2 separate regions of the Mus musculus genome follow, and region 2 is linked to region 1. The links are chromatin contacts, found by POLR2A ChIA-PET in ENCODE. All regions are on one chromosome and are shown on one strand. Each heading gives the region's core, a stretch centred on a gene start or an enhancer-like site at or near the end of the contact. The rest is flanking DNA. Distances are from core to core; before and after follow the strand shown.

Evidence for each region. ChIA-PET counts read pairs that join two places held with the same protein, here RNA polymerase II (POLR2A).
Region 2: POLR2A ChIA-PET joins it to region 1 with 14 read pairs in embryonic stem cell. The contact joins the promoter of Slc66a1 here to the promoter of Micos10 in region 1. POLR2A ChIA-PET finds 5 or more read pairs at or near these places in 3 of 5 experiments (Patski and embryonic stem cell).

Annotation. Positions count from the first base shown.
Region 1 is chr4:139,128,984-139,133,369 of GRCm38, reverse strand. It overlaps Micos10 (mitochondrial contact site and cristae organizing system subunit 10), which reads left to right and starts at 2,257. Exons shown (of 4, transcript NM_001163006.2): 1 at 2,257-2,448. The coding sequence starts at 2,385.
Region 2 is chr4:139,308,099-139,312,484 of GRCm38, reverse strand. Slc66a1 (solute carrier family 66 member 1) reads left to right here and starts at 1,777. Exons shown (of 9, transcript NM_145384.3): 1 at 1,777-1,856. It overlaps Akr7a5 (aldo-keto reductase family 7, member A5 (aflatoxin aldehyde reductase)), which reads right to left and starts at 1,741. Exons shown (of 7, transcript NM_025337.3): 1 at 1,409-1,741. The coding sequence starts at 1,730.

The DNA of each region.
Region 1 (4,386 bases), core at 1,008-3,507:
AGCAAGTATGCCAAGCCAGGAAGTACACTTTGTTTTTATCCTAACTCCATTGGCTGAAGTCTGACCTCACAGTCTTCTGTGATTGGCTAGCTTTAAATGATTGCAGAAAAGGGAAATGCAGGACCAGGGAAGGAAGGGCTGACCTCTTCAATTCTGAGACTGCAAACAAATTTTATAAGGTCGGGGATGGGAGTGGTGAAAACATTGGCATAAAACTTTTCAAAGTCGGGAGAGATTGAAAAAATTCCCTGTGGGGCTGGTGAGATGGCTCAGTGGTTAAGAGCACCGACTGCGCTTCCAAAGGTCCTGAGTTCAAATCCCAGCAACCACATGGTGGCTCACAACCATCTGTAATGAGATCTGACACCCTCTTCTGGAGTGTCTGAAGACAGCTACAGTGTGCTTACATATAATAAATAAATAAATATATTTTTTAAATTCCCTGTAAACATAAGTTTTACATTGTTTGATAGGAAGGACTAATAGTTAATGCCTCTCAGACACTAGTATGGGTGGGATAGACATTTCATCTGAAACAATACATAATAGAGGTTAGATGGAGGTGTGAGAATCCGCATTCTAAACAGGCAGGGAAAGGTGAGGGCTGGAGGAAACCATCAGAATCAGGGAGGGTGGTGTCTTGCAGGTATGAGTAGCCAGAGAGACAGACGTCCAGGAAGCAGGGACAAATGCAGTTTAAAACGAGATAGAGAGAGAGAGAGGTATTTGAGTAGTGAGAAGTTTGGTTTCTTTGAAAAACACAGAAATAAGACTTGGCTTTTGTCTTAATCCCAGGTGTGGGATGTAGGGCTGCTTCAGACTGTCCACAGCGCTGACGTGGCCTCGAGCTCTACCAGGGGTGTGATTCTGCCAGCTGCAGATGGTTTCTGCGACTGTGTGACGTTTGGATCCTGGGGACTTTCCAAAGGGTCTATAAATGCTAGGGCCTCAAGGGGCAGGTTGTTGGTGGGTTGCTGCTGGTTAAGTAGTAAAGTGGGAAGAAACAATAAGAAACTAGCTATTCTGCTGGAGAAGATCAAGCTTGCTCCAAGGAACTCAATGCCCCTCATCAGCAGGAAACAGTCTAATGATAACGTCACCTGTTGCCCTATCCTTTCTTATCGCCTATCTAGTGTTAGGGGGTTGAGTGGGTGGAAGAAAAGAAGTATCTATAAAGTAACACTGGTTGCGCTTTAGGGCTGTTTAGGTCACTCGGCAAGTAATAGCACTGCCTCTAAGTCTGGTGATCTGCGTTCAGTCCCTGGCACCCACAGGGTGGAGGGGCACCCACTCCCACTAGCTGTCCTCTGACTCCCACATGTGCCATTATAGGGCATGCGCAGGCACCCACACACTCTGTATAAAATGCAGCAGGGTGGGGGGTTGTTTTTAAATCCATTTGAATGGAAGTCGTTCATGCTCAAATAAATACTCCCCGACTGTGGCCATGCAGACAACCCTAATTAAACTGTGGATGGAGTGGTGCACATCTTTGATCTCAGCCCTACAAGGCAGAGACAGGTAGATCTCTTAATTCAAGGCCAGCCTGCTCTACAGAGCCAGGTCCAGGACAGCCAGGGCTACACAGAGAATCCCTGTCTCTGAAAAACAAAACAAAACAAAACAGAGACAATCAGAGAAACAGAAAACAAAACCAAACCCTCATATAACATGCCGGGCAGTGGTGGCACATGCCTCTAATCCCAGCACTTGGGAGGCAGAAGCAGGGGTTTTCTGAGTTCAAGGCCAGTCTGGTCTACAGAGTGAGTTCCAGGACAGCCAGGGCTACACAGAGAGACCCTGCCTCAAAAAAAAAAAAAAACAAAAACAAAAACAAAGTATATAACATATATATATATATATATATACACACACACACACACACACATTATTTTATTTGTTATATGTTTTATTATATATAATATAGATATATAATATACGTATATTTTATATATATACATGTATACATATACATACACACATATATACACATACACACATGAGGAAGATGGGGTTCAGTAGGTATAAAATGGAGGATGAAAGAGGGCAACAGTAGAACGGGAGGAGGGCAATGGCCAAAATAATTATGTACAAATATGAAAAACCCAGGAAAGACAAGGCCTTCTGTACTCTGGATGTAGTCAGTCTTCGCTTCCCTTCCGCTATCTCCAAGGTCAGGGTCACCTCCGGCTCCCAGGCAACCTGTCACCTTGACGACCGAGCGAAGAAAAGCCGGAAGCCAGGGACGACGTATGTGATCCCGCGATATTTGGCGCGCCGGCTCCGGCCGGAAGCTTATGGTGGCGGCCGGCTCTCGCGAGACTTGCCATCAGTAGGAGCGCGGGGGCCGGCCGTGAAGAGTGCTGGAGTTGCCAGTGAGGAACATGTCGGAGTCCGAGCTGGGCAGAAAGTGGGACCGGTGCATGGCCGACACGGTCGTGAAGCTAGGTGAGCTCATCTGCCTCTGGTAGGCCCTGGGCTGGAGCCGAGCGGCCCGCGCGCGGACGGGAAGCCGCAGGGGTCAAGCCGCGGCCTGCTGCTGTCTGGACGGCGGGGCGCGCTGAGCTGCGGGGCGCTGACAGGTGACGACTGTCAAGCGGGGCGGCGAGGGCGACGAGGGCGACGAGGGCGGCGAGGACAACGGGCCGAAGGGCGCGGGAGTTTCCGAGGTGGCTGGAGGTGCAGGCCCGGGGAAGCAGCGGTGCTCCGGGAGTGGGAAGGCGTGCGGGACGCGCCGGGAAACTCTGTCACTCCATGCCCCATGTCCCCCGGGTTAGGCGAGCAGCCGGCCGGAGCGCAGACGGCTCCCCAGCCGGGAGCAAGCGGCCTTCGGAAGAAGGTCATAGAAGAAGGCGCTTAACCGCCTCCGTCGGGCCGCGCTGGCAATTGCGGTCGTGCCCGGCCTCATTGATCCGAACCCGCCTCGGGTCTGCAGTTGGAGCCGGGGGTTATTCTCCGGAAGAATGGCCGCAGTCAGATAGATCGCGGCCACCGCCGGCCCCCTCGGTAGTCCAGGTTGTCTCTTTGGACACGCGTCCTGTGACGACACACTTTGTGAGGTCACGGGGTCGGGGAAGGAGGCTCGGGGGGCGGGGGTGTCCCATATAATAGTGATGGTGATGCAGATGTTAGGCGCGCTGCTCGCCACGGTAGCTCGGAAATGACCTGTCTCGTCGTGAGTTGGAGCTCGGTGAAGGAGCTTGCCTGAAATCGCGTTGCTGATAATGTGGCATAGTTGAGAATCCCTCCCCCCCCAGGATTTCTTCCTTGGGGTTCTCAGGCTCTCTGCTGATCCTCGTCCACTCCATCTTTCTCTTGTTGATTGTCTGCAGCTATTGGTGTGTAGGCCAGAGATCGATGATGAGTGGCTTCCCTCCCTCAGTAGCTCTTTGCCCTATTTATTGAGACAGTGCCTCACTATGGAGACCTGGCTGGCCAGGAAAACTATGTCAGCCAAGTTAGCCCTGAACTCAGACACTCTCTGCTGGATTTAAAGGTGTGCACCACTACACAGGACTCTCACAGGAACTGGAGCGCATCAGTTTGCCTAAACTGGCTGCCCATTGAGTTTTGATCGGCCTTCTCCCCCTCCCCAGCATTTTTTCATGGGTGTTGAGGATTTGAGCTCAAGTCTTTTTTTTTTTTATGCCAGGGGCTTTATTATCCACTGAGCTGTCTCTCCAATTCCTCCGACTCTTTCTTCTATACTAACATTTATTGTTGAAACTTAGATCCCATTCTCTCCCCCCCGCCCCCCCCCCGTTTTTGAAACTGGTACTCCTGCATAGTCTTGAACCAACAGATCTGCCAGCCTCGGCCTCACAAGTGAAGCGAGTGAAGGTGTGTGCTGTCACACATAGGTTCATATTTTATACTTCTTGCATGGAAATTATTTACGAGAACTTAGGATTATATCCTTAGATGAATATTATCAGGAAAGAATGAAATCGTGAGCTCATGGAAAGTAGATATGTTTTCTGTTTTTGTTTTTTCCCACCGTTTCCTAAGCCCCAGAAGACTGAGTGTAGACATCATTCAGGATGAATTCATACATGATGAATTGATCCATTACTTTTGACTCCCAGATTCAGCCAAGAACATGAGGGGCAAGTTGGCTAACACCCCTGAGCCTGTGTTTCTCCGTTTAAATAGTAACTATTGTTAACTTAGAGTGGTTCGGATGGTTAAATAGGCTGGCTTGCTGTTAGAAATGGATTGTTCTGGAAGTGGCCAAAGATATTGCTATACTTAATGTGTATGGGTGACTTGGCTGCATGTATGTCTGTACATCATGTACATGTCTGCTGCTGGAAGAGATCAGAAGAGGGTGTTGGATTGGCTAGAGCTGAACTTAGGATAGTTGTGGACTTGAACCTGGGTCCTCTG
Region 2 (4,386 bases), core at 528-3,027, 180 kb before region 1:
TTCAGACCCTCAGAAGCCTGTAATGCAAGCGTACTGTAGCTGCTCCTCAGTGCTCTGCACTGTTTCTTCCCAGATATGGAACCAACTACCTGGACTGATGGACGACGGCGGAAGGATGGATGGATTCTGGCAAGAACAAGGGGAGCCCTCTGATCCCACAGGATAAAGGCTAGAAGACCACAGCATCTCCTTACTACAACACCCGCCCCAGCCCCAAGGCATTCTTTCTGTAACCTTTTGCCTGAGGACTTTGGCCCATTGAGTCTTCAGAAGCAGAAATGGGCTAAAGAAGGGGGGGTTGGGGGAGAAAACTGAAATGTTCATTATCAGTAATGTATGTCATCCAGGTGAACTCTACAGCATTCGGCTTGAGAGATCCACTCACTTAAGTGAGCTTTACCCCATGTGAGTCTATGGAGCCCACTGTACAGGAACCGGGAGGAAGAACCTCAGAACAGGTAAAAGTGAGGCCTCTTTACGTATCAGGCACCCTCCTGAGACTCCAATAGCTTCAAGCAAATGAAGGGCGGTTCCCCTCCCCTTCCAACGCGGGACACGCGTCACTGATCACACACGTACTTTGCAACTCTCAAACTCCATATTCCAATAGCTAGGATTGCAGTCTCCGGTGCACCCTACTTACACTGTAGGGCCCATCCCCAGTTCTCTATGGGCTCTGCCTACTGCTCTTCCCGACAAGCTACTCTTTCCTGCACTCCTCAGCAATCGCGGCTACAGTCTTCCTCGTTGGACCTTTAACTCTCCGTGGAGAAATCACTTCTCCCACGGTAGCCTACAGAGCTACAGAGTTTGCCATTGTAAGACCTGGCACAGAGAATGGGCACAAAGGCCGAAATGCCCTCTCCCGACGCCACCTTTCCGCCCCTGCCCCCAGCTGGGCCCTAGGCATTGTTGCCACAGGTCTCCTTGAGATCCACAGGTGCTGTCGACTGCACGGGACAAAGTCTAGTCCGGACAAAAGACCGGAATGATAAGCATTCTCCAGGAGCGCAGAGGTGGTGAGGGCAAGAGGGGTAGGCACGAACAAAAAGCCTGGTGGGGATGGGGGGCGTGTCGGGGGTGGGGGGGCGGCTATGGACAACGGTTGGCCGGGAGGCAGGGATTGCGGTAGGAAGCAAAGCGCCCAGAGTAGGCTAAACATTAGCGTAGGAAGCTTCCTCGCACCCGCCTCGGTAGCTGCAACTAGAAGTTTCTAAGGAGAGGCGGGACAAAGTTCAGTTCACTAGTTCAGGACTCCAGTTGCCTTGGGAGCTTGGGGTAGACCCAGCTGTGGATCCGGAGCTTCCGAAGCTCCTGGATGCAGATCCTGGCTGGTGCACGCCGGTTGCGGGCACCGGCTCAGCTCTACTCGGTGCGGGGGGCGGGGGAGGCCGGGTGCAGCGGTTACCTGTGCAGTCGCCGCTGCCCAGCCCGAGCCCCAGGCCGCCCAGGATGTTCTCGGACTGGCCGTCGCAGTACATGAAGGCCGTGTCCAGCTCGCTGTGGCCGCGCTCCAGGAAGGCGCGGACCGAAGCGGCGCTAGCACTCGCATCCATGCGACGCCCCATCTCCATGGTGCCCAGCACCGTAGCGGGCCGGAGAGGGGCGCCAGAGGCGGCGCGGGGTGGCGGAGGCCGGGACATGGCGAGAGGACGCCCGACCGAAGTCCCGGAGCGCTGCGCGGAGCGAACAGCAGCGCGGCCCACGGCTCTGGACGCTGCACGCAGCATGGAGACTGCGCCTGCGCACTCGAAGCTTCAGGCTCCGCCCACGGCGGGGGGCGGGACTTCGCGGAGGTCAGCTGATCCCGGCGGGCTCGGATCCTGAAGCTGACACCGGCTGTGGATCTTGAACTGGTGAGGATGAAGGGGGCTGGCGGCTGTCCCGGGCTGGGGGGTCGGGACTCCAGACGCGCCCAGCTAAGTCTTTTCTACACCCTCCTCCAGCTCTGCACGGTCCCCGGCGCTGGTCCCCTCCTGGGGAGCGGGATCGTGGGTCTCTGCCCAACCTGGCCAGGGATCCGGGACGGCCCCACTTCTTACCTGCAGGTCCTTGCCTTCCGGCCTCTCGGCTTCCCTGGACTGGGCGGCCTTGTTTTCCCTGCTCTGGGTGGGGGCCTCGCGGCGCTTGCCCCAGCCGCTGCCCTATCATTATCCCTCCGAACCCGCAGAGTCACCGGAAGGAGTTAGAGCCTTGGTTTGGAGGCCAGGAATGGGTAGGATCCCGGAGCCATTGCGCTCCCCTGACACATTCTCCGTAGCTCTGCAGGTAGGGAACCCAGAATGTCCCATTCCTCGCCAAGCTCACCGCAGGATTCCACAGAGGGCTGGTTAGAAATGTGAGGTAAAGGCAGGCGGATATCTGAGTTCGAGGCTACCCTGGTCTACAGAGCTAATTTCAAGGCAGCCAGGGGCTACACAGAGAAACCCTGTCTCAAACTGCTCCCGTTCCCACCTGCCCAAAAAAGAAAGAAAGAAGTGTGTAGTTTCAGGTTCACTTCGTGTGTACTCCATGCTACAATGTGGTCCAGGGGGCTACAGCAAGAACAGAATATTACTGTTGACTGTGCCAGATAGGCTTTGGTGGGAAGCACCTTCCTGGCTTTGCTTGGAATTGGGGAAGAGCTGGATGTGGCAGGAGATACTGTCTCCTGGCCAGCCTTTACGGACATGAGCCGCGAAAGCCAATCCCCTAGTGGGGAATGTATGTAGCTCAGTGGTAGAGCACTTGACTAGCGTGGGATATGGAGGTTTGGCCTGGGTTTTATTGTAGTCTGCATGCAGTTTAGGAGGTAAGTAAGTGCCTTTTAGGATTTCCTTCATTGTATACATCAGAATGCTGAAACTCCAACACTTGCCCAGAGCGACATCTCAGCCCTGGGCCCGCTCAATTTACAAGTTTCCTTGCATACGCTTCCCGCTCCCGCCTCCCCTCTTTTTTCTTGTTCTGTTTCTTTCCTCCTTTTTTTTTTTTCTCTTCATCATGCTTCCTTCCCTCTCCCTCTCCCTCTCCTTTACATTTTCCGAGCCTTTTGTTGTACAGCTGGTGCATCCAGACCCACGAGACTGGGAAGGATACAGACAGGGGAGAGGGGAGAGAGACTTGCTTGAAGAACACTGGTTAACAGGGACAGTGTTGCCTCTTCTCCAGGATTGTGTTCCAGGGGACTGGAGGCGGTGGCGGCAATGTCCCTTGGATAGGCAAGTTAGAAATGGGTCAGGGTATCTCTACTAGGCATTTGTGATAGAGAAGGATTCCCTAGAGGAAGAGAGAGGCTGTGCAGGTGCCTGGGACTCTGAGGACCTGGGGCAGGAGATGAGGTTAGGAGGGTCATTCTTGGGGTCCTTAGGACCTTGCCTCTGTGATTTTGAACTTGATCCAGTATCAGAATGGAACCTGCATCTGCTTTGGTGGGGAGCACCTGCCTGGCTTTCCTTGGAGTTGGAGGGGAAATGGGCGTTGTAGGAGATTGTCTCCCCGACCAGCCTTTAAGGACATGCACCATGAGAGTCAGAATCCTTCATACTAGTGGGGGATACAACTCAGCATTAGACCATTTAACTAGCATCTATGAGGTCCTAGACCCAAGCTTTGGTATCAGGAGTCTTTGCAGAGACTGGGAGAGCTGCATGAACCCAGGGTCCCCGTTCATCTGGTTCCACTGGTGTGGAGAGGCTCCACAGTGGTCAAGATACTGGGGTCTCATCTTTAAGCCATCACTCTCACTGGGTCAGATGGGAGGCTCATAGCTTTATGTTTGGCTCAGAAGGATGTTAATTAGCCCCAGTTCATAGACAGGGTCAGCCAGGCTGACTCGCTTGCCTGAAGCCACTCAACCCTACCTGTAAAATGGGAACAGTGTTTCCCTACCCAGCCTGGGTATTAGATGTTATGAGGAATGACAGTGTATGCATGTGTGATGAATTGGACCACTCCAGATCTACCAGAAGAGGTGTTGGGAGGCCAATAGGATGTGTGTGGCTGATAAACAAGACTTCTTAGGGTGCAGATCTTACCTAGACTGTATGAATTGGGGTGCCAGGTAATTGCTCCCCAAATTGGCTGTGCAGATGTCATCCACACCAGCCACTAAGACCAGGGAAGAACCTTCCAGCTATCCTATGTCCCACCCTAGAGCTGCCACAATGAGCTGACCAGGCAGTGACCAGAGGCACCCTTACCCCAGCTCGAGGAGCTGGTCACATTAGGGCTGAGAGTCTGGGCTTTCTGAGAAAAGATGCTGACTTGCTTCTTCTTCCTGCCCTGCTCACTGCAAGCTCAGCAGTCCTGGGGCCAGCCAGAGCTCTGTGAGGAGTCCAGGCCTCCCTGGCATAGTGGGAACTAAGGTACGGATGGGAGTGAGTCTGTCTGGATGAGGAAACGCCC